Regions from separate parts of the Homo sapiens genome. Here region 2 is linked to region 1. Evidence: chromatin loops called from intact Hi-C (ENCODE). Cell type or tissue: PC-9. All regions are shown on one strand. Links, peaks and the distances in the headings refer to the core of each region. The heading gives the core; the rest is flanking DNA.

Region 1 (2,918 bases), core at 1-2,500:
GACATATTTAGTACCTAGTGCAGCAATGTCGTAGGTCCTACAAGTATGAAGCCTAACTTCTAGAATGGACTCTACCACCTACTGTCCCTTGATTCAGTTCTTTGCAACTATAAATATTTATTCATTCAGTAAATAATTTTGAGACCTCCTCCATGCCAAGCAACATGCACTAATTTGAATTCAATAGTTGCCCTAAGGTACTCACTATTTGCTGGTGGTGACAGTCAGATAACGGGATCTTTATAAGCACTTCCGCACTGTGTCCTCAAAGTGTGCCAGGGAGTGAGGGAGGGCTCAACCTGTCCCTCTTCCCTAGGAGTCTGTGAGCAGCAAATGAGATCATACAGGGGAAAGGGCTTTGTAAATAGCAGAAGGTGAGAATGGGGTGTGTGAGGAGGTGGGGAAGAGGGGGAAGAAGGAGGAAGCAGAGGGAACGGGAGGCAGAAGGGAAGGAGGGGTGAAGGAGAAGAGAGGGAGTGGCAGGGGGAAGGAAGGGGAAGTAAAGTGGGAGGACTTCAACTAGGAGCTGGCTGCCTTTTCTGGAGACCTCGGGCAGGCAGCCGCCAAGCTGAGTGCTCCATCAGGGGCTGTGAGCCTGAGTGAGGCCTCACAGGAGTGAGGGAACCAAGCCTGAAGCTCAGGGCTCACTCTCCTAGCAGGCCAAGTCCAAACCTTGCAACCGTTGCCAGACTACTCTGGACTCCGTCCTAGTGGGGGCCTTAAACTCGTGTTATGTTGCTTGAGACTAGGTGCTTTCGCTGCTCCCCATGCACCCCAACCTCTTCAGGATCCCAGCTTGAAAAGTGACAAAGGCCAAGCTGTCCCTCTATTGTGATGCCCGATTTCTCATGAATCCCCTTATATAATGGTATCTCTGAGAAATGGTGGCTCGAGGTGACGCCAGCCACCACCATTCTCTGTACTGAATCGCCACCTAGAGGCCAGTTCTAGCCCAAACCAATGTGTAGGCCAAGTTTTCAATTTTGCCTCAAGATAGAAAACAAAACAAGAGTTATCTTTGAACAAAAAGATAAAAAGGCAAGAAAATGGCACAAGACCTTTAAAAGGACTCCATCAGTCCCTTCACCAACCCTGTGGTTTGCTGATGAGATATGCAAGGGCTGAAATGTCTCCACTTCTCAATGGGGCAGGATTTCCTCCATGGCTTGGGACCAATGTGAGAATGTCACTGTTTCTCACATATTCTAAAGTCTAGATTTGAAGAACAAATATGCCAAGAAAACCCTCCAGTTTGCCCTGCATGTCAGACCCCAGCCCATCTGCTCCTCTTCTTTCATGCCCAAATTCAGACACGTTGGCTAGCTTGGGAAGACAGCTCAGCAGAAGATAGGATGTCCTTTTTAGGAGAGTTTGCTAATTTGGCTTACATTTCTGGAATTAGATGCCCTACACTGAACATGAATACCCATTAATCCTGGACCATTTATTGGGAAGTAGTTGGATGAGTCTACAAAGGCATCGAAGGTAAGTTGATAGTTCAAAATGAGCATCAAGGCCGGGCATGGTGGCTCAACGCCTGTAATCCCAGCACTTTGGTAGGCCAAAGCGGGCAGATCACCTGAGGTCAGGAGCTCAAAACTAGCCTGGCCAACATGGCAAAACTCCGTCTGTCTACTAAAAATACAAAAATGAGCCGGATGTGGTGACAGGTGCCTGTAATCCCAGCTACTTGGGAGGGTGAGGCACGAGAATCACTTGAACCCGGGAGGCAGAAGCTACAGTGAGCCAAGATCGCACCACTGCACTCCAGCCTGGGCATCAGAGTGAGACTCTGTCTCAAAAAAAAAAAAAAAAAAGAAAAAAAAATGAGCATCGAGGTATTTTGGTCTGAAGAAAATCCAAGCTACATGGTTCCAGATCTTCAGTGCCCCAGCTTGAACAGTATCAGGAACAGCAGAGTACTAAGAAAAGTAAGCCAGGCTCCCAAACTGAGCAAGGACAGTTTTCTTAATCCTCTTTTTAAATTTTTTAGGTTTTTCTGTTCATTCCTTTGCCAGTCTAGTAATTCAGCTTCCCACTACTCAGCTTATTGAATTCTTAAGTATAATTGGAAAACAAGATACATAAAATATTCAAACTCTCATTATCAAAGCATCCTAGTTTGTGACTGCTTGGGGATAGCAGTGTGTGCAGTGTCCAGGGAATGCCCACAGAGGCTGCAATACATTTTTGCAGGCAAGCAGCTGCTGGTCCCTCTTCAGACCAACAACAATTCAAAGAAGGGGCTCCCTTTAGAGTAAACCTGGAGGAACCTTGGGAAAATTAGACTGATGTTTGAATTTATGAAAAAGCCACAGCTGTTCCCCAAGGATAAAGTTCAGTCCATTGATCGGCCAAAGGGCCCAGAGGAAATGAAATTGCCATTTCCTTTACCCATCCACCCAAATAAGTTAGACTTCTAAAAACTGAAGTGTTTCCTTCTCTCCAGCAGAAATGATTCCACTTGGTGCTCACAGTAATCTTGTGAAGTAAGTACTATCATTGCTGTCATGCAGAGAAGGAAACAGAGGCTAAAAGAAATTTAGTAATTTGCCTGTAAGAGGAGTAGTCAAGATTTGAACTCAAGTGCTCTGCTTCCAGAACATCTGCAGTTTTCCCAATACTGCCATTCCCCTTGGCATGAAGCCAACATACTAAGTCCTAAAGAAAATTATCTGAGAAGTAATTCAGTTTGCCATAGATTGTTGCATGAATTCCTACACAACCACTGGAACTACACTATAGGTGGAATCAGTGGGCCAAGGACAACCCTCATTCAGGAATGATGCTCATTGTTGGTCAGTTAACACTATATACTTTCTGGGAGGGTCAAAACTTCTCAATCAAACAAAAAGGTTTCTCTTGACTGTTTCCTACTTCATTCTCTTCATTTAAGCCAGACAGGCTCTTTGTCCCCT
Region 2 (2,918 bases), core at 166-2,665, 180 kb before region 1:
AAGCACGAAAGGAAATAAAACAAAACAAAAACCAAACGTTGTATTTAAGGTCAAGGTTTACCGGGGTACCAGTCCTGGCTCTGCCCTATGAGCCACATGATTTCAACCAAGTATGTTGTCTGAATCTTACCTTTCTTATCTGTAAAATGTGGATAATGTGTTTCTTGCCATTTTCACGGGGTTATTACGAGGGCTAGATGTGTTATTCTATATGCAAATGCTCTGAAAACCTAACAAGCAGTATTGGTTTGTTCACTTTTGTGACCCAGCCTGGTGGGTCAGAGAAGTCTTCCTGGAGGAGCAGATGTTGGGCCTGAGGCATGGGGAAGGCAGAGAGTTAGCAAATGAAGAAGGTTCTAGATTGAAGCAATGGTATGAACAAAGCCAAGGAGTTGTAAAGTGGCAGGGTGAGCTCAGAGAACCATGAGCACCTCTGTATTCTCAGCTGAAGAGAGATGGGGAGATGCAGACAGGGCTTGGGTCAGGAGAGTCTGGTAGGTTCACCAAGAACCCTGTGGCCCTGGGGCCATAAGAGCTATGGGAAGGTTTTGGTAAATGAATAATGTGGTATAACAGTGTTGTAAAAAGACTGCTCTCATGGCAGAGTGGAGGGTGAAATGGAGGGAAACCAGAATGAAGCTGGAGGTGCGGTCAGGATAAAGGCCTTAACCAGTGCAAAAAGTGAGGATAGAGAGGAGGGGTGAGGTCAATAAATATTTAGAAGACAAAATTAGCAGCACTTGGTGATGAGTAATGAGTGTCTTTGGATAATAAAAATTGGCAAGTTTGATGATTGGTCCTTGGCAAAATGCTGTAGCCAATTTTTGGAAACAGTAAATGAACATTTCATTTAGAAATTAAAATGGTGGATTAATTTAGCCTCAGAACACATTGACTATGAACAAATCATACCAAGCATGTCTCATTTCCTCTTTACAGAATAGTTATTTTTCCAATATAAAATAATAAATGCTTATTTTAGAAAACTTGGAAATTATCGAAAGCTAGGATAAGAAAAAGTTCTGCTACCCACTAATTAACATTCCTGTCAGTATTTTTCTAAGAAGATCCTTTAACATGGTTGTGATCATTCTGTCCACTAAGTCTAACAGTGTGTGATATTTTTTTCTCTTAACATTACACCTCAAACGTATTTATTTTGTAACAAAATCTTTGTAAATATTATTTTAAATAGATAATATTGACTGTCTATGGATGTGCTTTAATTCATATTTTATGGGATATTTGTTTCTAATGTTGGGATATTTAAAATAATAATTTCATTGATATCTTTATATATAAAGTGCTTTCCATGTATGGGACAGATTTCCTTAAGATAGATTTCTTAAAAATGTTTACAGTATCAAAATATACAAATGTTTAAAACCTTTTGTTACATGTTATCAAACCTCTTTCAAAAAGGATTGCAACAATTTATAATGCCACTGGTATTGTAAGGTTATCCATTTCACAATATCTCTTCCTGCAGAAAATCATCATTAAAAACAACTAAACAAAACCAAAACACTTTGCTAACTTGATTAGTAAAAATGCCAACTCATGGCCAAGCATGTGTGACTCACACCTGTAATCCCGGCACTTTGGGAGAGCCGGACAGGAGGATTGCTGCAGCCCAGGAGTTTGAGACCAGCCTGGGCAACGACACTTTGTCTCTACAAATAATTTTGTCTCTACAAATAATTTTGTCCCTACAGATAATTTTAAAAATTAGCTGGGCATGGTGGCATAGGCCTGTAGTCCCAGCTGGCCTTAAACAGGGCAAAAAGTGAGGATAGAGAGGAGGGGTGAGGTCAATAAATATTTAGAAGACAAAATTAGCAGCACTGGGAGGCTGAGGTGGAAATATCCCCTCGACTGGGAGGTTGAGGCTGTAGTGAGCTGTGATCACACCCCTGCACTCCAGTCTGGACGACAGAGTAGGGGGATAAAAGTCAACTCATTTCATTTTCTTTGTTTTTACAAATATGAATAATACACACATACGGGAGAAAGTAAAATAGTATAGAAAGGCATAAAATGAGAAAGCAAAAATCTCCCCCCTTCCACAACCCCAAACCTACCCGCTTCCCCAAAGCAACCACTGCAAAAAACTTACTTGTGAATACCTTTCTGAAAAAATTGTTTATTAAAGTTTCTAAAATAGTACTAGGTACTATTTATATCCGAGGGTTCTAGGTCTGGAAACCTTTCCATGTCAATGCATATAGTTCTACTCTATGAATATATAAAAATTTATTTATCCAGTTCCCTATGGATTGATATTTTGTTTATTTTCAATATTTTGCTATTGCAAAGAATCCTGCAATGAACATCTTTGAATTAAGATCTCAGTGTACTTGTGCAGCATAATTCCTGGATATGAAATTATTTTCAATCTTACATTTTAAAATGTTTACAGCAATTTATGATCTCACCAACAATGTGTAAATGTTTATTCCTTCACACTCTCACAGATAAGCCTTTTTTATCAATCTGATAGATGAAAAAATGTCATCTCCAGCCAGGCACGGTGCCTCATGCCTGTAATCCCAGCACTTTGGGAGGCCGATGCAGGCAGATCACCTGAGGTCAGGAGTTCAAGACCATCCTGGCCAACATGGTGAAACCCCATCTCTACTAAAAATACAAAAATTAGCAGGGTGTGGTGGCACGTGCATGTAATCCCAGCTACCTGGAAGGCTGAGGCAGGTGAATCACTGGAATCCGGGAGGCGGAGGCTGCAGTGAGCCAAGATGACACCACTGCACTTTAGCCTGGGTGACAGAGCAAGGCTCCCTCTCAATAAAAAAAAAAAAAAAGGTCATCTCAGCGCACACTCATTCATAAATGTTTATTGAGCTCCTACTTTGTGCCAGGCCCTGCTCTAGATGCTTGGGACACACAACTGAACAAAGCAA

What was found. A loop is a pair of places that touch in the nucleus more often than their neighbours do. Peaks named below come from ENCODE experiments on the same cell type or tissue, not always from the same donor. Only the 100,000 strongest peaks of a DNase experiment are listed, where the experiment ranks them.
Region 2: a loop joins it to region 1, with 4 times the contacts of the local background. A loop is called at or near these places in 2 of 110 quality-filtered maps.

The regions. Positions count from the first base shown.
Region 1 is chr1:113,138,709-113,141,626 of GRCh38, reverse strand. No RefSeq gene overlaps it. Among named protein-coding and RNA genes, the nearest start is that of LRIG2, 67 kb to the right of the region's middle. RefSeq lists an enhancer at 652-821 and a cis regulatory region at 201-1,101. In PC-9, for the core only: CTCF peaks have their summits at 719 and 937 (motif pointing left); a DNase peak (open chromatin) is centred at 906; H3K27ac peaks cover 356 bases.
Region 2 is chr1:113,323,857-113,326,774 of GRCh38, reverse strand. No RefSeq gene overlaps it. Among named protein-coding and RNA genes, the nearest start is that of MAGI3, 65 kb to the left of the region's middle. In PC-9, for the core only: no CTCF peak of the experiment used is centred there; a DNase peak (open chromatin) is centred at 1,544; H3K4me3 peaks cover 641 bases; H3K27ac peaks cover 2,217 bases.